Linked DNA regions of Homo sapiens: region 2 is linked to region 1. A link is an interaction called in ENCODE POLR2A ChIA-PET data of the cell type or tissue named here. Cell type or tissue: Caco-2. All regions are shown on one strand. Links, peaks and the distances in the headings refer to the core of each region. The heading gives the core; the rest is flanking DNA.

Region 1 (15,947 bases), core at 4,529-12,528:
ATCTCCAGGATCAGATCAGTCCCTAAACTCCGTTGATTCTAGCTTGCAAATAGCTCCTAGATTTGCTTTCTGTCCCCTCCTGGCACCCCTTTGGTTCAGAATGTCAACATCTATGATAAAGCTAGATCTAGATAAAGTTTGTCCAACCTGCAGCCTGAGGGCCACATGCAGCTCAGGACCGTTTTGAATGCGGCCCAACACAAATTCACAAACTTTCTTAAAACATTATAAATTAGCCAGGCATGGTGGCATGCACCTGTAATCCCAGCTACTTGGGAGGCTGAGGCATGAGAATCACTTGAACTGGGAGGTGGAGGTTGCAGTGAGCCAAGATCTCACCACTGCATTCCAGCCTAGGTGACAGAGACTCCATCTCAAAAAAAGACAGAGAGAGAGAGATTATTTTGCGATTTTTTTTTAAAGCTTATCAACTATCTCTAGTGTTAGTGTATTTTATGTGTGACCCAAGACAATTCTTCTTCCATTGTGACCCAGGGAAGCCAAAAGATTGGACACCCCAGATCTAGATGTTTGAAATGTCCTTTTGGCTGGTCTACTATTTCCCAAATCTTCTTTAACTAAGCTATCATCAGCACAGCTGCCAAATAGATCTTTCCAGAATGCGGTTTTGATAATGTCGCTCCTCAGCTTCAAAACTCTTTAGTGGCTCAACATTACCTTCTAGATAAAGATCAGACTCTCCGACTTGGCACCAGGTCCCTGTGTTGGCTTGGGCCACATGCCCCTTTGCCCTTTGTACTTTAGCAATAAAGAGCTCTTATTTTATGTCTGGCTTTTTCTCCTATATGATGGCAATCTCATTGAAACAATTTGTTTACACACCTGCCTTCCTTGCTAGACTATGAAGCACTTGAGGGCAGGAACTCTGTTTAGCTTGTTGCAGCCTTTCACACAGGGCCTGGCATGAAGTCCGTACAGTCATTCATTTCATAAGCGTAAAGATAGATGGGAATATCTCCCATCACGTGCCCACATTCTTGCATATATTAAAATGTCATGTTCCTTTGTCGGAATCTCTTAGTAATTTTAAACTGGAGATCAGGAGTACCACATTTTAGGACAATACTGAATGCTGACCACTTGGGAGTTGCTTTCCAAAGTGAAGAATGACTGTAAATTAAAATGCCGGCATCTGGCCAGGTGCGGTAGCTCATGCCTGTAATCCCGCACTTTGGGAGGATGAGGTGGGTGGATCACCTGTGGTCGTGAGTTTGAGACCAGCCTGGCCAACATGGTGAAACGCTGTCTTTACTAAAAATACAAAAATTAGCCAGGTGTGGTGGTGCACACCTGTAATCCTAGCTACTTGGGAGGCTAAGGCACGAGAATCTCTTGAACCCGGGAGGTGGAGGTTGCAGTGAACCTAGATGGCACCACTGCACTCCAGCCTGGGCAACAGTGCAAGTCTCCATTTCAAGAAAGCAAGACAAAAGAAAACCAAAAAAATGCCGGCATCTGAAACACTTACATGAAAGTAATCCTGTTTCATGCTCAGTTGTCCATTTTGCTCTTGGAACATGAGATAGATCAAGTGACAAGGCTTTGGGGGGTCGTTTAGGCTGCTGTGAGAGGAGGATAAAGAGACCGGCAGTGAGAGAGAAGCCTGTCCAAAACAGAATTCATGGTTTTGCCACCAACTTCTTGACCCACCCACAGGCCTCTTGTCAGTTAACAGCATCACAGGAAGGCCAGTCTCCTCTCGGCTTTCTCCCCTCACACCCTGTGTGCCAGCCCCTCAGAACTTTCCTGAGTTCATGAGAACACCCTGGACACCATCATATGTCCCTGCTTTGGTATGGATCAACAATGTTCTTCCATTGACCCTTGATTTGGTGGGTTCTGCATTCCTCTTTACTGTGTGTGTACACACGTGCATGGGTGTGTACATGTCTGCATGTGTGCATATCTGTGTTTTTACCCTCCTTGATCCTGATCAACTGCCTCCTCATCCATGGAGTTTTCTCACCTCCTCCAGGAAGAATCAGTCCCTTGTTACTATACCTTGTTGAGACAGTTCACATGCTGATTATTTGTCTTTGTATGAACTGTGGGTCCCCATCACATAGGGGCTGTGTTTACTTTTTCCTGAAAGGTGCCCCCCACCCTAGCACAGTGCTTGGCACAGAGTATGCCTTAATCACTACATAAATGTTAGTGTTAAAGCCACTCGCTCACTCACTTACTCTGCTCTTTCATTCGATCAGCCACTACCAGGTGGCTGGTATCCAGTTTTCCTAACCTCCCTCCCCATCCCGTGAAAGGACTTTGCAGACAGAAACCCTTTCTTTTCTTTCTTTTTAATTTTTTAATTTTTTTTTTTTGAGACAGAGTCTTGCTCTGTTGCCCAAGCTGGATTGCAGTGGCTGCGATCTTGGCTCACTGCAAGCTCTGCCTCCCGGGTTCATGCCATTCTCCTGCCTCAGCCTCCCAAGTAGCTGGGACTACAGGTGCCCACCACCACGCCCGGCTAATTGTTCTGTATTTTTAGTAGAGATGGGATTTCACGGTATTAGCCAGGATGGTCTCGATCTCTTGACCTCATGATCCGCCCGCCTCAGCCTCCCAGAGTGCTGGGATTACAGGCCTGAGCCACCGTGCCTGTCTCTTTTTAATTTTTTTTAAGGTGGAGTCTCACTGTCACCCGGGCTGCAGGGCGGTGGCACAATCTCAGCTCACTGCAACCTCCGCCTCCTGGGTTCAAATGTTTCTCCTGCCTCAGCCTCCTGAGTAATTGGGATTACAGGCACACGCCACCATACTTGGCTAATTTTTTGTATTTTTAGTAGAGAGGGGGTTTCACCATTTTGGCCAGGCTAGTCTGGAACTCCTAACCTCAAGTGATCCTCCCGCCTTGGCTCCCCAAAGTGCTGGGATTACAGGCGTGAACCACCGTGCCTGGTCAACAAACGGAAACCCTTTCTGAGGTCTGTGCCAGGCCTAAAGTGTTATCTCTCCTTGCCTGCCATCAACCCCTACGTTCCTTCCTGAACAAAGTTATTTCTTTTTCCCTCTTTCCTTCTTTAGAACAATGCCCCTGTCTATCTTTCTATTTGGATTACCCCTGTATAAAAACCAGGTGTGCTCTGAGGGTGGTCTTTTGGAGAAGGATAATCAAAACTCTCCAAGATGAGCCTACTGATGATGTCCAAGACTATGGTCTCCATATTAAGAAAAAGTCTCACTGGTTCTATCTTTTATTCTGCAGTAGCATCTCTTCCTCAAAGATGAGCCAGCCGTCATTTGAAGAGGAGGAAAGACTGGATTGGGGAAGAATCTGGGGCAAAATGAAGCCAAATTGAGAACGAGGAGAAAAGAAGATGCTAAGGCCGCAGATAAGGAGGTCTTGAGTGTTACAGCTCTTTTTGAATTTGTCTAGCATGCTTTCTGCTTTTTACTGGAAAGTGCCCCCCCCCAAAAAAATAAAAACGAATAAATAAAAAAGAAAGATTTAAAAAATAAAAGAGAAAGAAGGGCCTGGGAATTGTGGCTGCTCAGAGGACACCCAGCTCTGAGTTCAGTAGACTCTGATGAAGTGCCGCTTCTGCTTATGGTTGTCCCTTCCCATCTATCCTGGTTCTGTTTATCCTGTCTCATATCTCTCAGGATAGTCAGGGCAGCTTCCCCTGTTCTCTTGCCACTGGCTCCAACAACCTGCCTGTCACACATTCTATCTTTTGCTTCTTCAAAATATCTCTAAGATTGACTCTTCCTTTCCTCTCTCCATCAAGTTCCATCTCCCGGGCTGATCCTGCTCCTCTGCGATACGTTCTGCAGATGGTCCTGTGTGGCCCAGTCTTCCAAATGCACCTCTTCAGGGATGCCCATCCTCAGTTAGAGAAACGTGAGTGACCTCGAGGCCCTGCAGGGGGTTCTTCCTTCTGACTCGGCATACTTATTTCTCACTGCACCCGAAAGGAAACCCCTCAATGCAGTTTTTAGAGCTGTCTCCAGTCCCCAGTCTCTTCCTGACCCTGCATTCCTGCACTGGCTGAGATAAACCTTTCTCCTCCTCACTTAATCTGCCACTTAATCTGCATCCTGCCATCCATGAGAGGACTCCAACCCAGGCTGAAGTCTCCTTCTTTGCTTGCATATTAAATGAGCCTGCCATTGCTGGGCATGTCTCTATCCTCTTGCTGGTTAAAATGGTGTTGCTTTCAGCCAAAAGCCTTTGAAAACTTCACAGAGCCATGTCATCTGTCACATACATTGCAAAGAGCAAAACTGGTCAAAGTTAAAGCAAATTTAGTCATTTAGCATAGGGTTGTTTTTGAATGATCCCAGGGATGTTAGTTTTGTCCCCCCACCTCCCAATTTGCTACTGCTGCTGGGGTGTCTGTGAGCCTCTCACAGCGTGTTATTTAGGGCTGGGCTCAGGGGCGGGGGGAGACGCTCACTACACACACGCTAATTGACTTATTGAGTTAGTCATTTGGTCTTTGACAAACATTTATTTACTGCCTACAGAGAAGGCTCAAGTCGATTTTTACTTATCTTCCCAAATGGCACCAAAATTCAACAAGAGCCACCCAACACCTAGGAAAGGACTTTGACCAATGAAAGCAACTTGAGAACAGGTTTTGCTGCCTTCAGCTCACCTTGAGCAGGGGCCAAGCTCAGTGCGTTGGGAAGAGGCACAAAGAGCTCACTTGCTGCATGCTGTTTGTTCAGAAATAGCCTTCCTGAAGCATGAGTCTATTGGTGAGAACTCAGCCTTACAAAGTCAACACAAGGCTTCTGGCTGATGCTCCAGGACACTGGGCTGCTGATGCCTTCCACGCAGATCCAGAACTTCTTGTCCTCTGGGTTCACAATTTCACAGCACAGGGAGTCAGTCCTGGCTTGGCCTCTCCCTCTCACAGACCTGTGGTCAGGGTTTGTGGCCAACTGTAGGGCTTCCTTAAGGGAAGGGGTTTGTAAACCCATTTCTCTAAGTGACCTCCCTGAGCTGCAGCCTTCGGGCTGGTTCTCTCCTCTCTGCATGGCTGTAGCTCTCTGGGGCTGAACATCCCAGTAGCCAAGTGGACAAGTAGACTCTGAGAGGTGGCTATTGAGGCAGAGTAAGGGACTAGTGGGAATCTCTATTGGCAACAGAAATGCAAACGTACCTTCAGGTCAGGTTTAAAGGCCTAGTCAATGATTACATATTTTTATTATTTACCTAGTAAAAATTCCCTTGAGAGGGAGAGAGAAAGAGGAGAGAAAGAAAGAGAGAGAGAGAGAGAGAGAGAGAGAGACAGGTGCTTGATTCTCCACCTCCAAATTTTAGGGTCTATTCAGAGCTTTTGTGGCCATGTGGGGACATCTGTGATCTCTGGCTTCTGGGCTGGGCTCACTCAGAGCAGGGCAATCCAATGGTAGGCCTAAGACTTGTAGACCTTAGCCTGGGAGAGGTTCTGCTTCAAGCAGAAAATGTGGAGCCACAGAGAGGCTGCAGCTCAACAAGGTAATTCTCCCAGCCTCCAGATGACAAAGGTTGCATTTACACCTGGCCAGGAGGTTTAATCATCTACCTTTTCCAAACACAGCAGGCTAACAACCGGCTGGGCCGAAAATCATAAATTAAAAAAAAAAAATCACCAATAAGAGACAGTACAACGGGAAGGAGGAGAAAAGTGGCTCAGTGTCCTTGCTCTAGAGGAGGAACCCCTAGGTTTAACCCCTAGTGGGACCCCTGGGTGGGGAGCCATGAGTGAAGGTCCCACGTGGGAGCCTTTGATGAGAGACTGAGCCAGTGTTCCCCACGCCAGCATGAACAGCACAGTTGCCACAAATCCCATGAAAAAATGGCCCCCTGTGGGCCAGGGTTGTCTGTCTCACCATGGCTGTGGAGAAAGAAGTCTCTGCCATTAAGATCTTCCCCTGGGGGCTTGCAGGGAGGACTGTGCCATGTTACCGGTTCTTTTATGTCTTTGCTTTCTTGTTAGAGACCAGGCTGTCTTTTTGTCACCAAATCAGGCAGACTGGCGTAGCAATTACATGCTTCCACCTCATGTCAGACTACCTGTGTTCAAATCTCAGCTCCATCATTCACCTGTGGCTTCGGGCAAACAGCCTCAGCTCTCCAAGCCTTGGCTTCCCCATTTATATAATAGGGATGGTAATAGTACTTGCCTTATAGAATATCGTTGGGGTTAAATGACATAAAGTGTCATTATTATTATTTCATGGAAAAATGCAATTCAGGGGACTCAGAGATAGCTTTAGCTGTGGGTTGATGGTATCTGGGTTCGATGCATTTTAACCAGAATGATGACAGATTTATGTGTAGCAGAGACTTGGGGACGCTGGTGTCCACAGGACGGTGGTTACACATTAATTTTTCACATATGAATCTGATCACACCAAGAAAGCCACAGAACTCCATCAATGAATAGGATCTTCATAATAAAGTTTTAATGGCAAAGGCAAGATCAATCCTTTAGGTAATTAGCAATAAATAGTATTGGATGTCTATACACAAGACACTCTGGTCAGTGCAGGGGACCTAGCAGAATTGGATCCAGGCTCTCCTCTCTCAATAAATTTACCATCTTGATAGGGGGACAAGACATACATGTAATTAGCTAGATAGCAACTCAAGATAACATATGTCAAATGCCAAATGAGTTGTATTGTAGAGCAAATGTATTTGTGTCTTATCTCTTCCACTCACTCCCTGAAGACAGAAACCACATCTGTCTTGCTCATGATATGTCCTCTGCGCACATCTGCATTATTGCCGAGGCTCCCTGAATACTTACTTTGGCCCAGGCACTGTTCTCAGTGCTTCATAGGCATTAGCTCTTTTAAGCTTATCACATAGACTATGATGTAGATACTGTCATCAGCCCATTTTCAGGATGGGAAAAGTGGGTGAGAGAGAAATGCAAAAACTTGCTCAAAGGCACATGGGAACACCTGTTACCACTCTGCAGTGTCCATTGCACATACTAGTAACTTTCCCCAGCTGCCCCCTCCAGTGCCTAGTGCCGTACCTGGCACAAGGGATGGGGAAATGCATTTCTGGGGAGCCCGCCAATGTTCCAGATGCTGCTAGGCACTTAACGTGGGCCTTCTCACTTCATCTTTACAAACTCCATTGAGGTAGGGACCACGATGTTCATATGAAGGAGGAAGGGGGTTCTGAGAGGCCAAGGATGTATGCAGGGTACAGGCTGGCAAAAAATGCTTCCTGGGCCAGGCACGGTGGCTCATACCTGTAATCCTAGCACTTTGGGAGGTGGGAGGATCACTTGAGTCCAGGAGTTCGAGACCAGCCTGGCCAACATGGCAAAACCCTGTGTCTACTAAAAATACAAAAAATTAGCTGGGTGCAGTGGCACATGACTGTAATCCCAGCTACTTGAGAGGCTGAGGCAGAGAATTGCTTAAACCCAGGAGGCGGAGGTTGCAGTGAGCTGAGACTGCGCCACTGCACTCCAGCCTGGGCGATGGAGTGAGACTCTGTCTCACACACACACACAAAAAGCTTCCTGAATGATTTACAAACCAATAGACTGACTTGAACTGGGACAAGTTTGGAGCTCAGAGGACTGGGGTGGTGAAGGAAGTCTTTTCCAAGAAGCAGTGTGTCCACTGGATTATGAAGGGATTGGATTTGGGTAAGCAGGAAATGCGGGAGAGAGATGGAACTGGAGTGGGAAGGCTGCACAGGAGCCTTGGCAGTGAGCTCATGCCAGCAGCCTGGCTGGAGTAAACGATATGTGCAAACAGGCTGGAACAGTGAGAATGGTAGATCAGGGACAGATTATAAGAGGACTTGAGTGCCAAGCAAAGGAGGAGAGACCCTGAAGGAACAGAATCCACAGAAATAAGCTGGCCGTGTCTTGAATGCTTAATGCTTCTGGATCTTTAACTGGGTCCAAACATTTGATAAGCCTGGCATGGCCTTTAATTTCTTCATGCTACAATTATATTGAATTACATAACATCTTTCATCAAGGCCACTGGAAAATTACACAAAACATTTGTTCCATACAGCATGGGAAAGTTTAAACGTCTTGCAGGAAAATGCCAATGTCCTTCTTTTCCTGTACTTTTGAGTTAAAGGGACATTCTGAGGTCGTACTGCCTCATTGTTGAGGAAATGGAGCAGGCAGTGAGGACCAAGGCATAAACCTTGCTGTAACCTACCAGGAGAGCTTAGTGCTGCTCCCAACTGTTCATTTCAGTGCCAGGTGCCCTGAGGTGCCAGATCCACAGCTATCTGTATCACTGCCACCAGTTTGGGTTTCTGGCTGTGTGTGTGACCTTTGACACAGCTCCTTACCACTCTGATTTTTGTTTTTCCACCTGTGGAAAAGAGGATCATAATGGTTCCACTTCCTTTGCCTACCTGGCTATGGTGATGAACGTGCTGGTGTTTGCTGAAGGCCAATGGGAACCTAGACATCACATAAGCACCTGTGCTCTGACTCTGGGTAGCACCCAGATGGTGGTGGCGGTTCTCTATTTGCTCTCATTACAAAGACAGAATCTCATTCAATGCCCAGTTCCTTTGCTTTGTCCCATTATAGTGAAGCCAGGATTATGGACGGAGGTCGGGGGATGATGGTGGCGTGGTAGAGAAAATAAAGACACCAAGATGGTTGTTTGTTTTTCATTGGTGTTTCATATTTTGTTAGCTGTGATTTCTGGACATTGGAAAGTTGTAAAGAGTTATCTTCCGTATCTTGCAAGTTATACTTCAATTATAAGTATACAGTGAAGTGGCTTACACCTGTAATCCCAGCGCTTTGGGATGCTGATGAGGGAGGATTGTGTCAGCCCAAGAGTTTGAGCTCAGCCTTGGCTATGTTGCCAAGGTCTCACTATGGTGAGACCCCATTTCATGAGGGGAGAAATAGGTATATATATATACACATATACATATAAATACACATAAACTTTGCCGAAGTTGAAGGTTGGAAGATGAAAGAACTGGTATTTAGTGCTCTAATTTAGAATATAGTTCTTTTAGTATGTAACTCTTCTTTTTTCATTCATTTTGGGAAAAGACGCTGGCCTTTTTTTTTTCAAGGAGAAAGACAAAAATAGCTCCTTAAACTACCAGAAAGTATTTGTTAAAAGGTCCTTTGAAGCTATTGTAGAATCTTCTGTCATTGGTTCTAAGCCTCAAAGAAGTAAAACCCTAAGTAAACAGTGTGTTAATTATTGGTCATGTGGAACTTAGAATGGAGGACCAGACTCCTCTGAAAACATTTGGGACTTTCCTCAAAATTCCATGTATTTTTCAAATGGATATTTGAAAACCTTTGATTAAGCGAGCCAGGCTTCTTGTTTTCCTGTCCTCTATCAAGATTCAGACTCAGTTGGCCACCCACTGATATGAATCTGTAAATAGATTAAATCCTCCCTTTGAACACACTGGTCCCTAACTTGCTATCTTATGAAAATGTTTGGGAGATGACAACATCAGACCAGCACTCAGCACAGACCAGCATGTCTGCCCTTTGCTAAGGTGACCTGGGAGGCTACAGGTCTTTTGGAGAGAAAGGGAAGAGCCAGAGAATTATAGAACAGAAAATAGGCCTGCACAGAGTCTAGCATCCCTGACCCTCTGACCATCATTCCATGTGTGAATGCACGTGTGTGTGAATGTCGGGGTGGGGATGCTGATTCCACAGGGATCCCACTGTATTTCCATTTAGCCTTGTGCCTTGTGGTAGGCGGGAGGAATATGGGGAACAGGGTTTTAAAAAATATGTATTTTCATAACATATGAGACCCTCTAATCAATACCTGTGCCTGGTGGTGCATGTCTGCCTATTGTGTCCAGCTACCTGGGAGGCTGAGGCAGGAGGATTGCTTGAGCTCAGGAGTTTGAGCTGCAGTGAGATATGATTGAGCCTGTGAATGGTCATTGCACTCCAGCCTAGGGAACATAGTGAGATCCCCATCTCTAAAACAAAACAAAACAAAACAAATATGTATTTTCATTGTCTCATTTCTAAAACCTAATCTGGCCAGGCGTAGTGGCTCATGCCTGTAATCCCAGACTTTGGGAGGCCAAGGTGGGTGGATCACCTGAGGGGAGGAGTTTGAGGCCAGCTTGGCCAACATAGCAAAATGCTGTCTCTACCAAAAATACAAAAATTGGCCGGGCGTGGAGGCTCACGCCTGTAATCCCAGCACTTTGGGAGGCCAAGGCGGGCGGATCACGAGGTCAGGAGATCAAGACCATCCTGGCTAACACGGTGAAACCCTGTCTCTACCAAAAAAAAAAAAAAAAAAATGCAAAAAGTTAGCCGGGCGTGTTGGCGAGCGCCTGTAGTCCCAGCTACTCGGGAGGCTGAGGCAGGAGAATGGCGTGAACCCGGGAGGCGGAACTTGCAGTGAGCCAAGATCGCGCCACTGCCCTCCAGCCTGGGTGACAGAGGGAGACTCTGTCTCAAAAACAAAACAAAACAAAATAAAAATACAAAAATTAGCCGGGCGTGGTAGCAGGTACCTCTAATCCCTAGTAGGGAGGCCAAGGCAGGAGAATCACTTGAACCCAGGAGGTGGAGGTTGCAGTGAGCTGAGATTGCACCATTGTACTTCGGCCTAGGCAACAGAGCAAGATTCCGTCTCAAAATAATAATAACAATAAAATAAATAAAATAAAACCTAATCTTTCTGCCTCCTTCCCTCACCTTCTAACATTCCATATTTTCTCTCATTTATTTTACTTTTTTCTTTAAATGAATCCCTTCTGCTCTCATCTTCCTTATTTTTCTAACATAATCTCCTTTTTGTCTACTTCCTAATTTTTACTTTTTTCCTATTTATTTTAATTCTATTTTTAAGCTTCCCCCTCTTATTTGTTTTTCTCTTGCTACTCTCCCCAGGGGCTGTAAGTCAGAGAACTTGAACTTGACCCAGAGCATGGCCAGACACATCAGCTATTCCCTACATCACGTTTCTTTAAAATAAAGCCTGCCAGCACAAGAGGCTTGTAGAGTTTGCCATAGTACATGTACCCAGGGCTCTGCTTTTGTTCACGATTCTGTATTCATATTGTGATTTTAATAGCTGCTAATCAAAGAAAGAGGCTTTCTAGTCATTGGTAAGCTGGCAAAGAGCAAAACAACCAAATGCCTGACAAGCAGCTGGTAAGGAGGTTGTGCTGGAGAAATAAACATGCAATTGTCTTCCCTTCCACAATTCAGACCGACTTGCATTCTCTTTACCTGGTGGTTACAACAGAGATTCCCGGAGTTTCTAAACTAGAAGTGAGCCTTTAGAAGCAATTTGCAAAGATGCCATAACTGCAGAAAACTAATGAAATAACCAGGTTGGGGGTTCGAAAGTCTGGAGAAAAGAGGAGAGCTCAGCTAAGAACCGTCTGAACGTTTTTTCCATATTCAACCTTCAGCACCTCTGAAGCCCACCCCAGTTCCCTATTTGCCCCCCATACGTGTATTGCTGTTCCCAGTAAAACAGGGGCTTTAGCACAGTGGTTAAGGCCTCTGGAAGGAGACTAGGTTTGAATTCCAGCAAAATAACCTCCCCAAGGCTCAGTTACCTTGACTGAAAATAGGTACAATAGGACCCGTTGTTAAACTAGATGATCCAAGTCAAACAGTTGGCATGGCGTCTGACGCTAATAAGTGCTCAAGTTGTTGTTCTTACCCTTGCCCACTATTGAGGAAGTCCCAAGCCTCAAAAAGACTTAATGGAGAGCTACATGTGCCCAGAGTCCTCCCTCCCCCAGGGAGAGGCAGGAAACTCAAACCCCACACCAGCGCACAGCAAGTGCCCTGCCACCAGGCCCAGCTCCTCCTAACTTCACCTACTTCATAGTGAGCCAGAAACTATTTTAAAGGAAGGTGAGAAAAAATCTTTTACTGTTGTGATAAACATTTCCCTCTAATATCAGTTATCTACTAATTTACTACTGTGTAACAAATCAACCATAAAATGTAATGGCTTCAAACAACAACTTTTTTTTTTGAGACAGCAATTTTTTTTTTTTTTTTTTGAGACGGAGTTTCGCTCTGTCGCCCAGGCTGGAGTGCAGTGGTGCGATCTCGACTCACTGCAAGCTCCGCCTCCCGGGTTCACGCCATTCTCCTGCCTCAGCCTCCCGCGTAGGTGGGACTACAGGCGCCCTCCACCACGCCCGGCTAATTTTTGTATTTTTAGTAGAGACGGGGTTTCACCGTGTTAGCCAGGATGGTCTCGATCTCCTGACCTCGTGATCCACCCGTCTCGGCCTCCCAAAGTGCTGGGACTACAGGCGTGAGCCACCGCGCCCGGCCTTTTTTTTTTTTTTTTTTTTGAGATGGAGTCTTACTCTGTCGCCCAGGCTGGAGCGCAGTGGCGCAATCTCAGCTCATTGCAACCTCGGTTCCCCGGGTTCAAGCAATTCTCCTGCCTCAGCCTCTTGAGTAGCTGTGATCCCAGGTGCCTGCCACCGCGCCCGGCTAATTTTTATATTTTTAGTAGAGATGGGGTTTCACCATCTTGGCCAGGCTCGTCTTGAACTCCTGACTTCATGATTCACCCACCTCGGCCTCCCAAAATGCTGGGATTACAGGCGTGAGCCACTGTGCCGGGCTGAGACTGCATCTTACTCTGTCTCCCAGGCTGGAGTGCTGTGGTGCAATCAGAGCTCTCACTGCAGCCTTGACCTCCTGAGCTCAATCCATCCTCCTTCCTTGGCTGCCCAAAGAGCTGGGAATATAGGTGTGAGCCACTGCGTCCGGCCACAACAACCATTTTTATTTACCCATACCTCTGTGGGTCAGCAATTTGGGTTGGGCTCAGCTGAACAGTTCTGCCTGTCTTGACTGGGTCAGTTGGTGGGCCGGCTGGGACAATGGCTTTTGATGGCCTCACTCACATGTCTGGCATTTGGTGCTGTCTGTCGGGGCTGTCTCTCTCTGCATCTGGTCTCTTATCCTCAAGGAGGCCAGCCAGTCTGGGCTTTTCACAAGGTGGCAGCATTCCAAGAAGACACACACAGAAAGTCTGGACTCTTGAAGCCTAGACTCGGGTATTGCACAGTGTCATCTTAGCCACAATCCACTGCAGGACCCCTCAGCCTCAAAGCATAGGCAAACAGACTCTACCTCTTGATGGGAAACACAGCAAAGTCATACTGCAAATGGACATGCATGTAGGAATGGGAGAAATTATTATACCCATCTTTGCAAATAATCTACGAAAGTCCACCTCTGGTCATAATAAATCACGTCCTTCTTTCATGGGCAATACTTATTCCCCAAAAGCTTATCCCATTAGGGCATCAGGCCTTGAAGTCCAGGATGTGGTCTTTAATATTAGATCCAGATCTGGATGAGACTCCTCTAGTAAATCGTAAAAAGTGCCATAGTAGGTTTAGAGTCAGAATGGTGAAGAGAACTTGTATTTTTTAGTTCACAGGAATCTGCACCATTCTGGCTGGGTGCGGTGGCTCATGCCTGTAACTCCAGTACTTTGGGAGGCCGAGGCAGGCAGATTGCTTGAGGTCAGGAGTTCGAGACCAGCCTGACCAACATGGTGAAATGCCGTCTCTACTTAAAATACAAAAAAATTGGCTGGATGTGGTGGGCGGGCACCTGTAATCCCAGCTACTCAGGAGGCTGAGGCAAGAGAACCATTTGAACCTAGAAGGTGGAGGTTGCAGTGAGCCCACATCATGCCACTGCACTCTAGCCTGGGTGATGGAGCAATACTCTGTCTCAAAAATAAAAAAATAAAAAGAAAAGAAAAGAATCTGCACCATTCTGCCCCTAAACATACTATGGCACTAGAAGGACCAGACAACCACTGTGGACATTCCCATTCAGAGACTCACAGCAGTCACTGGTCCATGACAATTCTGAAATCCAGCTGGGTGCATTTTTTTTTTAATTTAGATGGAGTTTCACCCTTGTCGCCCAGGCTGGAGTGCAATGGTGCAATCTCGGCTCACGCAACTCTTCCAGGTTCAAGCGAGTCTCCTGCCTCAGCCTCCCGAGTAGCTGGGATTACAGGCATGTGCCATGATGCCCAGCTAATTTTTTTGTATTATTAGTAGAGATGGGGTTTCACCATGTTGGCCAGGCTGGTCTCGGACTCCTGAACTCAGGTGATCTGCCGGCCTTGGCCTCTCTAAGTGCTGGGATTACAGACGTGAGCCATCGCGCCCGGCTGGTGCATGTTTTTAGATCTCTTTACTCTAAGGGTAGGGAATTTTCCTTGATTAGGGCCCAGTTTTGCTAACTGAAAGTGATTTCCTAGTCCATTGCTCTCCTTGACTCTTGGTTCTGCCCTCTGGGCTCTTCGCTCCACTGTCTAAGCGGTCCTATCCTTTTCTCTAGGAACAGCCCGTTTTCAGATAAATAGCTTTCTCAACCTGCTTCCTGCCCATGGAAAATTGGGGACCCAGAAACCTTTTATTTTGAACAAACTCTGTCCCCTTTAGTCTCATATAATATATCTCCCTTAAAACTGTATGGATTTCTAGTAAATCAAATTATAGTCACCTCTAGTAGGTAGACCTCTTTTTAGTTTGAGCAATGAGTTAAGCAGCTACAGGAAAATGCCTTTAAGATTTGTGGAGTTCTTATCCAATGAGAGGATAGGCTTTCTGAGGTATTGATCAGAGAGTTTTAAAGCCACACCTTTGATTTTATCTTTTTCTGAAGCCCTTTCTTTCTCTGATAATATTTTGCTAACTCAAGAGACTTGGAGATGAAAAATGGTTTTATTTTTCAGTCGAGCACATACCAGACCTTCTAGAGTCCCTCCAAATTCTGCTTGCAAACTGAGTAGTCCCTTCTTTAGCTTATCTTTCTCTCTCCAAACAGAAATCTTCTTACTCAGATCCATCGTTCATTAGGTACATTTTCTATCTTCCAAGCCACTGCAGATGACATTTTGCCCGTTGTTCTGTCACTACATAAAACAGATTGCAGCTGGGCTCGGTGGCTCACGCCTGTAATCTCAGCACTTTGGAAGGCTGAGGCGGGCTGATCACCTGAGGTCAAGAGTTCAAGACCAGCCTGGCCAACACGGTGAAACCCCGTCTCTACTAAAAATACAAAAATTAGCTGTGTGTGGTGGCAGGCGCCTGTAATCCCAGCTACTCGGGAGGCTGAGGCAGGAGAATTGCTTGAACCTGGGAGGCAGAGGTCGCAGTGAGCCAAGATTGCACCATTGCACTCCAGCCTGGGCAACAAGAGGGAAACTGCGTCTCAAAAAACAAAAACAAAATAAAACAAAACAAAATCCAAAAAACCAGATTGCCTTTTCCCCCAGTCTCCTATTGCAGTTTCCTCACAGCATTTCCAGCATTTACTAGCAATTTCCTTATCATTGGCCAGGCTCATGCTTATAATTCCAGCTCTTTGGGAGGCCGAAGTGGGCAGATCACCTGAGGTCAGGAGTTCAAGACCAGCCTGGCCAATGTGGTGAAACCCCATCTCTACTAAAAATACAATAATTAGCTGGGTGTGGTGGCGGGTGCCTGTCATCCCAGCTACTAGGAAGGCTGAGGCAGGAGAATCTCTTGAACCTGGGAGGTGGAGGCTGCAGTGAGCCAAGATTGCATCACTGCACTCCAGCCTGGAGTGTGGAGGGAGACTCCAACTCAAAAAAAAATTTCCTTATCGTTTTTCCAGCTTATGCCCTCCACCTGGTCCTAAAGCCAATGCCACTTGTTTTAGGTTATATATGGTGGCACCCCACTTCCAGTACCAATTTCTATATCAGTTGTTTATTGCTGTGTAACAAACCTTCCCCAAATGCAGTGGCCTTAAATGATAATGATTTAGCTGGGGGTGGCGGCCTGCACCTGTAGTCCCAGCTACTTGGGAGGCTGAGATGGGAAGATCACTTGAGCCCAGGAGTTAGGTACCAGCCTGGGCAGCATAGTGAGACTCCAACTTAAAAATAAATAAGTAAATAAATAAATACCACTGATTTGCTCATAGTTCAGTGGGTCAGCAGTTGGG
Region 2 (15,947 bases), core at 5,435-13,434, 84 kb after region 1:
CTTTGGAGACTAAGGTGGAAGGATGGCTTGAGCCCAGGAGTTCAAGTTCAGCCTTGGTAACATAGGGAGACCCCATTTCTTAAAACCTTTTTTTCGAAAGATTAACACATAAAGAGAAAAACGTATAAAAGACATGAATGGGCACATCGCTCAAAAGATATTCAAATTCTGGGCACAGTGGCTCACGCCTATAATCCCAGCACTTTGGGAGGCCAAGGGGGAGTGGATTACTTGAGGTCAGGAGTTTGAGACCAGCCTGGCCTACATGGTGAAACACTGTCTCTACAAAGATACAAAAATTAGCCGGGCATGGTGGTGCATGTCTGTAATCCCAGCTGCTTGGGAGGCTGAGGCGGGAGAATCACTTGAGCCTGGAAGGTGGAGTTTGCAGTGAGCTGAGATCATGCCACTGCACTCCAGCCTGGGTGACAGAGTGAGACTCCAACTCAAAAAAAAAAAAATCTATCTATCTATCATCTATCTATCTATCTATCTATCTATCTATCATCTATCTATCTATCTATCTATCTATCTATCTATCTATCTATCTATCATCTATCTATCTATCTATACACACATACACACACACAAATGGCCAATAAACACATGAACGTTTTCAACCTCATTAATCATAAGGAAAATGAAAATTAAAACCACAGCAGCAGCCGGGCATGGTGGCTCACGCCTGTAATCCCAGCACTTTGGGAGGCCGAGGCAGGCGGATGACTTGAGGTCAGGAGTTCAAGACCAGCCTGGTCAACATGGAGAAACCCTGTCTCTACCAAAAATTTAAAAAATTAGCCAGGTGTGGTGACACACACCTGTAATCCCAGCTACTCGGGAGGGTGAGGCAGGAGAATTGCTTGAACCCAGGAGGGGGAGGTTGCAGTGAGCCAAGATCTTGCCACTGCACTCCAGCCTGGGCGACAGAGTGAGACTCTGTCTAAAAACAAAAAACAAAAAACAAAACAACAACAAAACACCACAATAGCATACCTAACAAGACTCCTACCAGAATGACAAAAATTATAGTGACTGACAACACCAAGTGTTGGTGAAGATGTGGAGCAACTGGGACTCTCATATACATCTCATGAAAGTGTAAATTGGCACAGCTCCTCAGAAAACTTTGAGTCAGGATTTAATAAAAATGAACACATGCACACCTTACATTCAACAATTCCTCTCCTAGGCATATACCCAACAGAAGTGTGTAAATCTGTGTAAGAGAAGACACATAGAAAAATGTTCATTAAAGCACCTTTTTGTAATAGCCAAAACCTAGAAACAATAAAATGTTCATCAGCAGGCTGGACATGGTGGCTCATGCCTGTAGTCCTAGCACTTTGGGAGGCCAAGGCAGGTAAATTGTCTGAGCTCAGGAGTTTGAGACCAGCCAGGGGAACATGGTGAAACCCCGTCTCTACTAAAAATACAAAAAAATTAGCCGGGCATGGTGGCATGCACCTGTAATCCCAGCTAATCCGGAGGCTGAGACAGGAGAATTGCTTGAGCCTGGGAAGCAGAGGTTGCGGTGAGCTGAGATTGCACCATTGCACTCCAGCCTGGGTGACACAGCAAGATTCTGTCTCAAAAAAAAAAATGTTCAACAGAATATATAAATATGCTATATTTATACAATGAAATACTACACAGCAAGAAGAAGGAACTACTGTTGAATACAGCAATGTACATGAATCTCACAAATATTACATTAAGCGAAAGATAACACACACAAAGAGGTACATAGTGCATGGTTCCATTTATATGCTTCAAAATTAGGCAAAACTTACGGTGATGACAGTTAGGATAATGGTTACTTTTTGTAGGTAGTGATGGAAAGGGGAAAGGGGACGACTTAAGGGGAATTTAGGGTGTTGACAATTGTTTGATTTCCTTTTTGGGTAGTGCATACATGCCTGTGTTCACCTATTGAGCAATAAACCCGTGACTTTATACTGTGTGTATAAATGTCAAGAAAAGTCTACTCTAAAAAATGTCATTTAACAGAGAAGATACAGTTTTCATGATGCTTGTGAGGAGCTTAAATTTTTTTCATAAAATGAGTGGGGATAAAGCAACATTTCTAAATCGCCAATTCTTTTATATGTGACTTTAAGTGTGAAACAAAATTAAAATTAAATATTATAAGTAAAAATATATAGTTACAAACATTTTACAAATATTGCATCACCTTTTATTTAACATAAAAAACATTTTACATTACTAAAAATCATTATAAATACAATTTCTGATGTGTAATGTAGATTCAAGATTTGTAAACCCTCTCCTACTGCAAGACTGAGTTATTTTAAATTTAGGGATATTATCTAAAATGCTGCAATGAATATCTTGGTGCATTTTTTTATAGTTCAAATTATTTCCAGATGTGGAATTACTGTGTTAAAGAGTATAGAGGTTTTTAACTCTTAATATATATTATCAAATTGCTCTCCTAAGGGGCTGCTCTGATATATGCATCTACCAGTAATGTATGATTGTGCTTACTTCCTAAAATTTCACTGTTTTGTCGTTTCTTTGATAATTTGTAAAAAATGTGAGATTAATACTTCAAAAATACTGCATGTGCTGAAAATATCTTGTTTGCATTTGTCTGCACAATGGATTTATAAGCCATACAAGAATGTTTATTACCTAAATAATGTTGACCAACTTTAAAAATGCCTCTGTTAAGCCAGTGGTGGCATGCACTAGTACCAGCTGCTCAGGAGGCTGAGGCAGGTGGATTGATTATGCCCAGGACTTCAAGTCCAGTCTGGGCAACATAGTGAGACTGTCTTTAAGTTAAAAAAAAAAAAAAAAAAAAGTCTATGTTGGCCAGGTATTTGAAGAGTCATTTCAAACCTTCTTTTTCCAGTTGTATCTTAGAAATAAAAATTATTTGTAAATATTTCAGTATGCATCCTAAAAGATAAGAACTTTTTTAAAAAACAAACTCTGGGCCGGGCACGGTGGCTCATACCTGTAATCCCAGCACTTTGGGAGGCCGAGGTGAGTGGATCACAAGGTCAGGAGATCGAGACCATCCTGGCTAACACGGGGAAACCCCGTCTCTACTAAAAATACAAAAAAACTAGCCGGGCGTGGTGGTGGGCAACTGTAGTCCCAGCTACTCGGGAGGCTGAAGCAGGAGAATGGCGTGAACCCGGGAGGTGGAGCTTGCAGTGAGCCAAGATCACACCACTGCACTCCAGCCTGGGCGACAGAGCGAGACTCCATCCCCCCCCCCCCCAAAAAAAAAGAAAAAAAAAAACCCTCTGATTACACCTAAAAAGATATATTTAATTTCATTAAATACCCAGTCAGCAATCACCTTTTCCCAATTTTCTTATAAATGTGAGGGGCTTTTTTCCTTTTTTTTAAGTTTAGATTTAATATGTCTAGATTTATTGTTGTGAATGATGCTGAAGAAAGTGGTTGTTAGCCCTGTAGAGTCCGTATAGTCTGATATCTGATGTACATGTTCACCTATGAACTGTTTTTCCTGTAAGTTGATAGGTCTTTAGGCTTGATAAAATTCAGATTTTATAAAAATCAAGATCTCTTATGTACACATATACTTCCCTCAGGAGGTGTATAATGTCTAGGTGTCTGTGTTTTTAAGTTTGTAGCCATTGGGGGTCATTGCCTAGATGACGAATTCATTAGGGCTTGCAAAATGGTGATGAATTTTATCACTTCTTCCTTTGTGAGCTGGAATACCTCAATTAAGAAAATCTTCTTCCTCAACTCTGCAATTGCCCTGAGATCTTGTTTATATAGGAAGGGCAGATTAAATGCTTTCTCTACCAGTTTTCAAAATAATGGTTCCTTTGTATTTCCACAGGTGAACTAGTTTTATTTGGTTTTGAGTATCACTATGATTTAAAAGACTTAAACATATTTGATGTGCTTCAATCCAATGTAGTTATTATCCCTTTTAATGTGGAAATGGGCACTTTTTTTTTTTTGAGACAGATTCTTACTCTGTCACCCAGGCTGGAGTGCAGTGGCATCATCACAGCTCGCTGCCACCTCTGCCTCCAGAGTTCAAATGATTCTCCTGCCTCAGCCTCCCGAGTAGCTGGGTCTACAGGTGCCTGCCACTAAACTCGGCTAACTTTTTGTATTTTAGTAGAGATGGGGTTTCACCGTATTGCCCAGGGTGGTCTCGAACTCTGGAGCTCAAGCAATCCGAGTGCTCAAGCAATCCACCTGTGTCGGCCTCCCAAAGTGTTAGGATTAAAGGCGGGAGCCACCGTGCTCCACAAAATGGGCATGTTGTTGACAAGTAGGGACTTATTTAAATTGGCTATGTCCTTTTGAGATGAATGCAAATTTTTTTTTTTTTTTTTGAGACGGAGTTTCGCTCTTGTTGCCCAGGATGGAGTGCAATGGCGCAATCTCAGCTCATCACTGCAACCTCTGCCTCCCGGGTTCAAGTGATTCTCCCGCCTCCAAGTGATTCTCCCGCCTCAGCCTCCCAAGTAGCTGGGATTACAGGCACATGCCACCACACCCAGCTAATTTTTTGTATTTTTAGTAGAGATAGGATTTTGCCATGTTGGCCAGGCTGGTCTGGAACTCCTGGCCTCAAGCGACCTGCCTGCCTCAGCCTCCCAAAGTGCTGAGATTATAGGTGTGAGTCACAGCACCCAGCCCATTTACTTTAGAATTAATATAAATAAATTGAAAGAAATTATTTGGGTAAGCAAGAGTGAGAGAAAAAGTCCTGGTTTGGTGGCTCATGCCTGTAATCCCAGCAATTTGGGAAGCCAAGGTGGGTTGATCACTTGTGATCAGGAGTTGGAGACCAGCCTCGTCAACATGGCAAAACCTCATCTCTACAAAAAATTAAAAAAAAAAAAATTAGCCTGGCATGGTGGCATGCATCTGTAGCCCCAGCTACACCGGGGAATTGCTTGAGCCTGGAAGGCAGAGGTTGCAGTGAGCTGAGATTGCACCACTGTACTCCAGCCTGGAGACAGAGTGAGACCCCATCACAAAAAAAAAAAAAAAAAAAAAGAAAAAGAAAAAGAAAAAGAAAACTAAGAGAAACAAACGCCAACATTCCCAGAACCAAACCACACAAAATCCCTGTTAACCGGTCACATGTCTATCTGAATGACTTGCTGTGCACATATAAATGTAAATGTAGGTTTTAGATTAATATAACCTGTGGCTTATATAATAATGTCTGTATACATATTTCAAGATCTACACAATTATTTTTAGTTTTTAAAATATTTGTATATTAATTACTGATTTTTAATCCTCCAGATGACTAGCACAACATATAACACAAGTATAGCTAAGGCCATTTGCTAAATCGGGGGCTAAGAAATAGGACAATAAATTTAACTGTGATTTAGTTGATGTCATAGAGCAAATGTCAGAGCTGAGAAGGAAACCTTGAGTTATCTTTTTTTTTTTCTTGAGACAGGGTCTCACTCTGTGGAGTGCAGTGGTACAATCACGGCTCACTGCAACCTCTGCCTTCCAGGCTCAAGCAATCCTCTGGAGTAGCTGGGACTACAGACGCATGGCACGATGCTGAGCTATTTTTTTTTTTTTAATTTTTCATAGAGGCCAAGTTTTGCCATGTTGCCCAGGCTGGTCTTGAACTCCTGGGCTCAAGCAATCTACCTGCCTCAGCCTCCCAGAGTGCTGGGATTATAGGCATGAGCCACCTTGCCTGGCCATCTTTTATTTATTTATTTTTTCCCTGCCCTATCTTATGGTGCTGAACTTTGAGTTATTTTGTTCTCAAACCCATTGTTGACCCCTCCCAGCCATTCTTAATGCCCAGAGTTTTGGGGGCAAACATGCTGGGATTACCTGTAGCCCCTTTATTGGCAGCATTGTATGGTCCTGGAGGTTTGGGGGGCAGCATCACTGGCCTAACCTGTTTAGGATTGTATTAACGCTGAAGAAAAGGAATAATATGTGGGCCTCTTCAAGAGAACAGAAACCTCACCGTTTTCAGGAGGTTAAATTTTGCCCACTTTTCAACATATTTTGAGCTTAAACTACTCATCCATTTCAAATTAAATTGCCTAAGAGAAGAAGTTGAGCATAATGTATAAAGGGCACAGTTTTTGGAGACAGAGACGTAGCTTTGAATTCTGGTTCTACCAGTCTTGGCGTCTCTGTGTCTCAGTTTTGTTATGTGTAGAATGGAGATAACACTGCTCAGGAACGATCAATATTAGGATTCCATGAGGAAATTTAGATAGCACTAACCACATATAGCACTCAACAAATATCTAATGCTATTATTAACATTAGTGCTTAGCAGGATGTCAGGCTGTTGGAACCCAGTAGCTGATAGCTAATCGTTTTATTAAGTAAAAATTCTCAAGGTAAGTGTTAAGATTCCCCGAGGGTTCCTCTGTGGCTGCTGACACTGACAAAAGAGAGGTGACGATTTAGGGGAGAGAGGTCTTGACTTACTCGGATTAGTAGGCATAGCCTGGTGGCAGAAGAGTCTCAACCTGAGAAAATAAGGCTTAGAGACCTACAGAGACCCACTTATGGAGCCAGATGCCTTGCTGTGGTATCACCAGTGGCCACTTCCAAGGGGCAGGATTTGCACACCTGCTAGCTGTGTATTGAGGAATTGAGTGGGAAGAGTTCTAGATCTCAGATTTTTGCTCTCCAACATACTAATTCAAGGCTTCCTTGGGCAGATGTGCTGGCAGGCATGTGTGCAGAGAGCAGACCCAAGGCTCAGGAGCAACCCCTTTCCTCCTCCCAGAAGCTGGGATATTGTATTCCAGTAATCCTGCCCTACCCCTTCCAATGCACACTCACATGCAGACAGAACCCCTTTCCATGGGGCTTTCCAGTAGGACTGCTGCCCTGGGGGAAGGACTGAGCTCATCAGATTGAACATCCTAAGTGCTGTGACACAGAACTCTAGGGACCTCCTTTCAATTCATCTTTCTTCGTCACTTTTTTCCCCTTCCTTCCTCCCTCCCTCCCTCTTCCCTTCCCTTCCCTTGCCTCCCCTTCCCCTTCCCCTTTCCCTTCCCTTTCTTTCTCTCTCTTCCTTTCTTCCTTCCTTTCTCCCCTTCCCTTCCTTTCTCCTTTCTCTTTCTTTCTTCCTTTCTTTCTTTCTTTCTTTCTTTTTCTTTTCTTTCTTTCTTTCCCTTCCTTCCTTTCCTTCCTTCCTTCCTTCCTCCCTCCCTCCCTCCCTCCCTCCCTCCCTCCCTCCCTCCCTCCCTCCCTCTCTCTCTCTCTCTCTCTTTCTTTCTTTCTTTCTTTCTTTCTTTCTTTCTTTCTTTCTTTCTTTCTTTCTTTCCTTTTCTTTCTCCTGAGACAGGGTCTCCCTCTGTTGCCCAGACTGATGTGAACTCCTGGCTTCAAGTGATGCTCCCACCTCGGCCTCTCAAAGTGCTGGAGTTACAGATGTGAGCCACCATGCTCAGCCTCTCATCTTTTTTCTATGTCTTTTTTTCTTTTTAAAAAACAAACAAAGAAACAAACAAAAAAAGAGAGAGAGAGAGATGGGTTCTTAGCATGTTGGCCAGGTTGGCCTTGCACTCCTGGCCTCAAGCAATCCTCCCACCTTGGTCTCCCAAAGTGCTAGGATTACAGGCATAAGCCACCACATCCAGCTTAAAAATGATGCTTTAGATGCCACAAAATAGGTGGAAATGTGTTAACTTCATGTTAGTTGTCAGGCCTGAGGGCCTCTTCCATCCTTGTCAAGGGGAGTGCTAACAAGTCTCTCCTTTCATACAACACTCACCTTTGAAAAATTCCAAGCCTACATAAAAGTTGAGAGAATAGCACCCTGGACACCATGATATCCTTCACCTAAAACTCACCAGTTCTTTCAACTGGCATTTGAGCACCCACTCCATGCTAGGTGCTGTGATAGCCTTTGGGTGCACAAAAGGAAGTGAGTCTTGGTTCCTGAGCACAGACTTGCTCAGGCTTATCAGAAAAAGGAGACCATAAAACAAAAACCTATAGTATGGCCTGGTAATATTTTGTTACTGCAGGCATAAAGAACTGTAGGAATAAATGGAGAGGAGTCACTTTCTGATTGGACATTAGAGAATGTCTCTAGTGACGGTAGTATTCCAGAGAGGCAGACTGTGGGCTCAAGTGCAGCGTGGGTGAAGGCGTAGGGATTTGGCAAGCCCTGATAGATTTGGAAAATGGCAGCTCAATTCAGAAAGTTCTAGCTCTGGTCACAGGAGGCCTCAGGGACATGGGGTTCAGTAGGAGCATCATGGCTATGAGTAGGGACAGTAGGTTCACAATGCTGGCTCTAGGCGACAGTGAAGCTGACCACTCTAAAAGCTTAGGCCAAAAATCTTTTCCTATGCTTCTTCAGGAAAGAAAAATAAAATGTTTGCCAGGTCTGGTGGCTGTTGGGATCTTGCTTGAAGAGTAAGGGCTGTTGAATTATGTAAGGTGACTCAGGGATCTTGGGGTCACTCAGCATGGACATGTCAGGTGTGGTACCTGGAATGCACATGTTGGCTTTATTGAGATCTTGGGGCCTCTGTCTTTTAGCAATAACTTGCTTCCCACTTCCTGGAATCCAGGAGAAGCGAGCCTTGCATATAATCACCCTGAATTGTTACAACTCAGGTTTTTTTTTTTTTTTTTTTTTTTTTTGACAGAGTCTTGCTGTGTTGCCCAGGCTGGAGTGCAGTGGCGTGATCTTGGCTCACTACAACCTCTGCCTCCCGGGTTCAAGGGATTCTCCTGCCTCAGCCTCCCAAGTAGCTGGGATTACAGGCAACTGCCACCACGCCTGGCTAATTTTTGTATTTTTAGTAGTTACAGGGGCTTCACCATATTGGCCAGGCTGGTCTCGAATTCCTGGCCTCAAGGCAGATTCCTGCCTTGGCCTCCCAAAGTGCTGAGATTATAGGCGTGACCCACTGAGCCTGGCCAACAGCTCCATTTTGAGTGAAAGGGAATCAACCCTCTTTACTTATTTGAAAAGAAGCAAGGATGACGTTTGAAATGTAAGGAAGACCTTGGCTGGGTGTGGTGACTCACACCTGTAATTCCAGCACTTTGGGAGGCCGAGGGGAGGGGATCACCTGAGATCAGGAGTTCAAGACCAGCCTGGCCAACATGGTGAAACTCCATCTCTACTAAAAATACAAAAATTAGCCGGGCATCATGGTGGGCAACTGTAATCCTAGCTACTCGGGAGTCTGAGGCAGGAGAATTACTTGAACACAGGAAGTGGAGGTGGCAGTGAGCCGAGATCACACCATTGCACTCCAGCCTGGGTGATAGAGCGAGACTCTGTCTCAAAAAAAAAAAAAAAAAAAAAGAAAGAAAGTAAGGAAGACCTATGAAAATATGCAGAACTCGTTTGCCTTCCAAGGAGAGCAGCATCTCTCAGTTTTTCCAAAAGGCTCTGAAGAGATTGATGGTACAGGGTGGCCTTGGCCGTAACTTCTCATTGCTGAGGTGTTCTCATACTGTGGTCAAGAAGGCTAAGCTCTCCCATGCATAACAATATTTGCTTTAACTTTTTCATTTAACCCTTAAGAAAACAACTCATAAGAACTGAAAGCTGTGACCTCTATGACCTCTCCTCAGATATCTAAATTTTATCATCTTACTGTAGAAAGAGCTGGTTTAGCTGGCTTAATTTGTGTAAATAGACTATTGCCTTTTCCTTGGAGTTCTTCAGATAAGATACTGTGGTGGTCTCACTTCAGAAGGGGCTGTGGCAGAGAGGGCAGAGATTGCTGGCAGAACCCCCACTCTTTTTGCTTCTGAGGTTATAAAGAAATTCACCTACACTGGGTGAACTGTGAGATAGGATCATTTTTCCCACATCTGACATGTGGGCCTGTAAACCAAACTTGGGGTCCCACTTTGGCCCTCAGGCTGCATCGGTGTCTTGCTGGGCACAGCAGTGGTTTCAGCGGTCAGATGGCATGCTCCATGCCCACAGGGAAGGGCATTAGAGTGCTCTCTTAGCATTAGAATACTTTCTGAGAGCACAAAGGTTCTCATGAAGTTTCTCTCTCATTCTCTGTGGTTTCAGGGCAGCAGAGTGAAATAGGAAGAGATGGAGGCTTTACCTCCTTAAAGACATGCTAACTTTTATTCCTGACTGTGGCACTGCAGTACCTTGAGAAAACTGAAGTTGCCCTTTATGTAAAAAATAAGGGAAAAAACCCAAATGTGCTTATGATTTTTTGTCTACTTCCATGTCTAATGGTATATTCAGATGGCAATGGATGATTGCAAGCAGATTTTGGACCAAAGAATTACATTATTGACATTTTTGGCTGGGCGCAGTGGCTCATGCCTGTAAACCCAGTACTTTGGGAGACGGAGAGGGGTGGATCACTTGAGACCAGGGGTTCAAGACCAGCCTGGCCAACATGGTGAAATCCGGTATCTACTAAAAATACAAAACAGCCGGGCGTGGAGGTACAAGCCTGTAATCCCAGCTACTTGGGAGGTTGAGACAGGACAGTCACTTGAACCCAGAAGGCGTAGATTGCAGTGAGCCGAGGTCTCACCAGTGTACTTCAGCCTGGGAGACAGAGCGAAACTCTGTCTCAAGAATACAAAATAAAACAAAACAAAATGAAACCAAAAACCAACCAACCAACCAAACAAACAACAATTTAAATAGAATTAAATTATTGACATTTTTGAAGGTCTGTTCTGTGTGACATAGAAACATTTAAATATGAATGTTGGTGGGGTGGTGGCTCACGCCTATAATCCCAGCACTTTGGGAGGCTGTGGTGGGCAGATCACTTGAGATCAGGAGTTCAAGACCAGCCTGGCCAACATGGCGAAACCCTGTCTCTACTAAAAATACAAAAATTAGCCGAGTGTGGTGGTGCATGCCTGTAGTCTCAGCTACTTGGGAGGCTGAGGCAGGAGAATCACTTGAACCCAGGAGGCAGAGGTTGCAGTGAGCCAAGATCACGCCACTGCACTCCACCCTGGGCGTCAGAGGGAGCCTCCATCTCAAAGGAAACAAACAAACAAAAAGATGAATGTTATCTTTCTCCAAACAACTTAAAATCTTAAACACAAGGCACACAAGAGTTAGCAATGACTTAGTTGATGCTGAAGGTCAGAGGAAAGTCACAAGAGTGACAGCAGGAGAGGCCTGAGAAGGCTTCATGGATCAGAGGCAATGAATTAGCAGGCTTTACATTTGTGAAATGATATAATACATAAAATGTGTAAAAAGGAGTCTCGAATATCATACCAAGGTGTTCAATTCTGGGGAAGAGATTGGGATTGGGTGTGGGGGATACTGAAAAAAGCAGTTGACTTTGATTATAGTCATGCATTACTTACATAATCAGTGGCGTGCTGGTAAATTTTTTTTTTCTTTTTTTGAGGCAGGGTCTTTCTCTGTCACCTAGCCTGGAGCGCAGTGGCGTGATCATCTATCACTATAGCCTTGACCTCCCAGGCCCAAGTGATCCTCCTAACCTCAGCCTCCGGAATAGCTGGGGCCATAGGTGTGCACCACTATGCCAAGCTGATTAAAAAAAAATTTTTTTTTTGTCAAGATGGGGTCTCACTATGTTGCCTAGGCTGGTCTCCAACTCTTGGCCTCAATTTATCCTCCTAACTTGGCCTCCCAAGTTCTGGGATTATTGGCATGAGGCACTGTGTCCAACTAAGTGCTAGTAAATTTTTCAGAAAAGCGCTCTTTTCCCATGGTCCCCAAAGTCCCTATTGTAGTGTTTGTCAATTTCCATCATGTAAATTGTAGATACTTCTTCTGTGGCTGATTTTAAGCAACAATATAAGGTCAAGTAGCTAAAAAATTTTTGAAAATTTAACAGTTTGAGCACTTATCATGTACCGGACTCCAAGTCAAGTGCTAGGGGAAGATTGGAAAAATATTATGGGCCAGGCATGGTGGCTCATGCCTGTAATCCCAGCACTTTGGGAGGCTGAGGCCGGTGGATCACTTGAGGTCAGGAGCTCGAGAGCAGCCTGGCCAACATGGTGAAACCCCATCTCTACTAAAAATACAAAAATTATCCAGGCATGGTGGCAGGCATTGTAATCCCAGCTACTTGGGAGGCCGAGGCAGGAGAATCGCTTGAACCCATGAGGCGGGGGTTGCAGTGAGTCAAGATCACGCCACTGCACTCCAGCCTAGGCGACGAGAGCGAAATTCCATCTCAAAAAAAAAAAAAAAACAAAAGATTATCATGTAGTCCTTGTCTACCTGGCAGCAGAAATACAGTAGGTGAGCTAAAAGAGGAACTAGAGGAAGGAGAATTAACTTTGGCAAGGTATGGGTAAAGGGGAGAATCAGAGGAGTTCTCTGAAAGAATGGATCCTCTAATAGAGGATTGGGAAAGGCCCCAGGTGCAGAAGTGTATAAGACACTTGGGAATTTCAGGTTGCTCTTTGCACAAGAATATTGGCACAAAATGGAGAATAAGGCCAGAAAAGGGGGTTGGGACCATACGATCAAAAGTGTTGCATTTTGCTGTGCAGTAATGAGAGCTACTTACAGTATTTATTTATTTATTTATTTTTGAGACAGAGTCTTGCTCTGTCACCTAGGCTGGAGTGCAGTGGCGTGATCTCAGCTCACTGCAACCTCCGCCTCCCTGGCTCAAGTGATTCTCCTGCCTCAGCCTCCCAAGTAGCTGGGACTGCAGACGCTGCGTGCCACCATGCCTGGCTAATTTTTGTATTTTTAGTAGAGACGGGGTTTCACTATGTTGGCCAGGCTGGTTTTGAACTCCTGACCTCAGGTGATCCACCTGCCTCAGCCTCCCAAAGTGCTGGGATTATAGGAGTGAGCCATGGCGCCCAGCCAGCTACTTACAGTTTTTGAGAAGCATCAGGCAATAACTCTCCTGGCACTATGGAGACTAAGCTGAGACAGAGACCTGTACAAGAGGTCATCTTAATGTTTCCAGCAGAACATAATAAGAGCTTCAATGAAGCCAATGCAGCAGAGATAGAGATGGGATGGATTCAAGAAACGTTTGGGGAGGAAGAATTGATCGAACAATGGATTGACCGAGATGAGTGTTCAGAAGGATGGTTTGCTTGAAGATAATACCTAGGACTTTGAAAAATGTTCACCCTTCCTTCTGTGGGGATGAATGGCTTCATCAGAAAAGAAAGGAGGCATTTCTAAGAGTTTATGAAGTTTAGGACTTGGGAGCCCAGTTGGTTATTTTCTTTGCATATCACTACCGACATTTGTAAGTCTGAAAGAGGGAAGGTCTGAGACATGACTGGCAGGCCATCAAGATGTTTTGTTACTGAATTTGGATTTATGGATCCTGATTCTGAGTAGTTATGCTATTAAAATGATGGCCTTTTGGTTTGGGATGGACAGCATCTCACAAAATTGGGAAATAATGATTAACCCAGCAGTTTAGTGTATAAATACTAATTTCTACATGGAGCTTGAAAAGAGTAAGAGAAAGGGAGGAAAATGGCAGGTAAACGTGTGATCCCAGCCACTCTGAAGAGTAATAGGCACAATGCAGAATGGAGAATAGTGAAGCGGGAGGAGCCTAGTGATTCACATGAGAAAACAGCTGGAAGGAGGCCAGAAACAATAGTGAGGTTTTAGACGTCTATATACAAACACACAGGGCATACGTAACAAACAGGGCAAAGTGGGGATTATAACATCAGGCAGTAAAACATGATCTCATTGAAACCTTATAGGATAGGACCTGAGCCTGACATTCAGTTATGAAATCACATTTACATCCTATTTAAAAGAAGCATAGCCATGAGGTGGTGAAGGAGATTGGTGTGTGTTGTAGAGAAACTAAGTGGAAGCCCATTGAAGAGCATAAAGACGAATATTTAAAAGGAGATTTAATGTTAGAGCATTAATGACTGGGCACAGTGGCTCACACCTGTAATCCCAGCACTTTGGGAGGCCAAGGCAGGTGGATTGTTTGAATCCAGGAGTTTGAGACGAGACTGGGCAACATGGCAAAACTGTCTGTACAAAAAAATTACAAACGTTAGCCTGGTGTGGTGGCACGTGCCTGTAGTCTCAGCTACTCGGGAGGCTGAGGTGGGAGGATCACTTGAGTCTGGGGAGGTCAAGGCTGCAGTGAACTGTGATTGTGCCACTGCACACTAGTCTGGCAATAGAGCAAGACTGTCTCAAATAAAATAAAATAAAGCAATTACTACATACCGTTTGACCAGAGAAAAAATAGGGAAAATATTAAATATAAAATTTGTATAAGACATTCAAAGAAAATCCCTTGAAAAACTTTAATGAGAAATATGAGTGATTTCATAAATTTTTATATCAATTTTTATACTTGAAATGGCCATGTATACTTCTTGACAAAGACTTTTACAAAATGATCTCTTGAAATTCTCAATAGTCATCATTGATAAAAAATGGCTGGGTGCAGAGGCTTACGCCTGTAATTCTAGCACTTTGGGAGGTTGAGGCAGGTGGATCACCTGAACTCTGGAGTTTGAGACCAGCCTGGGCAACATGGCAAAACGCTGTCTCTACTAAAAATACAAAAAAATTAGCCAGGCGTGGTGGCACTCCTCTGTAGTCCCAGCTACTCAGAAGTCTGAGGCAGGAGAATCACTTGAACCCGGCTTGAACCCGGGAGGTGGAGGTTGCAGTGAGCAGAGATCATGCCACTGCACTCCAGCCTGGGTGACAAACTGAGACTCTGTCTCAAAAAAAAAAAAAAAGTAAAATGTTTTTATAACTATTAAAAATGTGAAACAATTGAAATATAGGGAATCTAAGAATACTTCCTTTTCTCACTGACAAATGTAATGTCAAAATTCATGTGATAAGGCCAATAGATTCTTTATTTTATTTTTTTTAGACGCATTCTTTCTCTGTTGCCCAGACTGGAGTACAATGGCACAATCTTGGCTCACTGCAACCTCCACCTCCCAGGTTTAAGCGATTCTTCTGCCTTAGCCTCCTGAGTAACTGGGATTATAGGCGCCTGCCACCATGCCTGGCTAATTTTTGTATATTTAGTAAAGATGGGATTTTACCATGTTGGCCAAGCTGGTCTCAAACTCCTGACCTCAAGTGATCTGCCTGCCTCTGCCTCCTGAAGTGCTGGGATTACAGGCGTGGGACACTACGCTTGGCCCCCCCCCCTTTTTTTTAATTTGTATAAGTTTATGGGGTACAAGCGCAATTTTGTGATATGCTTACACTTCAGAGAGCTCAGATCAGGGCTTTTAGGGTATCCAACACCCAAACAACATGCATAGTATCCATTAAGTAATTTCTCATCATCCACCCTGTTTCCCATCCTCTCACCCTTCTACTTCTCCATTGTGGATCATTCCACTCTCTTCCTCTGGGGTACACAATTTTTAGTTCCCACTTATGAGTGAGAACATGTGATATTTGTCTTTCTGGGTCTGACTGGTTTCACTTAAGATAATGACCGCAGTTCCATCCATGTTGCTGCAAAATACATGATTTCATTCTTTTTTATGGCTGAATAGTATTCTATTGTGTACATATACCATGTTTTCTTTATCCCTGTTGATGGACACTTAGGTTGATTCCATATCTTCGCCATTGTGAATAGTGCTGCTATAAGCATACGAGTGCATGTAACAAACAGATTCCTTATGATGGACAGACACACTCATGTCTTGCCTGTGGGCACAACCCTCCAGCCAGATTAATAACCACCTGTAGCCAAGGATCATGAGGCTGTTCAAAGGACTCTGATAAAAATTCAACAGTAGGAGCATCTAGGAAGTGTCAAGCCAGAGGCACCTTGATGCCCTTGGGTGGTCTATCTCTCTCTCTCTTTTTTTTTTTTGAAATGGAGTTTCGCTGTTGTTGCCCAGGCTGTAGTGCAATGGTGCAATCTTGGCTCACGGCAACCTCTGTCTCCCGGGTTCAAGTGATTCGCCTGCCTCAGCCTCCCAAGTAGCTGGGATTACAGGCATGCACCACCACGCCTGGCTAA

Evidence for each region. Peaks named below come from ENCODE experiments on the same cell type or tissue, not always from the same donor. Only the 100,000 strongest peaks of a DNase experiment are listed, where the experiment ranks them.
Region 2: POLR2A ChIA-PET joins it to region 1 with 10 read pairs; 2 of 35 experiments call an interaction of 5 or more read pairs at or near these places.

Annotation. Positions count from the first base shown.
Region 1 is chr18:22,039,991-22,055,937 of GRCh38, forward strand. It overlaps the pseudogene RNU7-17P. Among named protein-coding and RNA genes, the nearest start is that of LINC01900, 67 kb to the left of the region's middle. RefSeq lists an enhancer at 12,160-12,752. In Caco-2, for the core only: no CTCF peak of the experiment used is centred there; DNase peaks (open chromatin) are centred at 4,641, 5,011, 5,451, 9,461 and 1 weaker place; H3K4me3 peaks cover 781 bases.
Region 2 is chr18:22,122,981-22,138,927 of GRCh38, forward strand. It overlaps the pseudogene RNU6ATAC20P. Among named protein-coding and RNA genes, the nearest start is that of GATA6-AS1, 38 kb to the right of the region's middle. In Caco-2, for the core only: no CTCF peak of the experiment used is centred there; no DNase peak of the experiment used is centred there.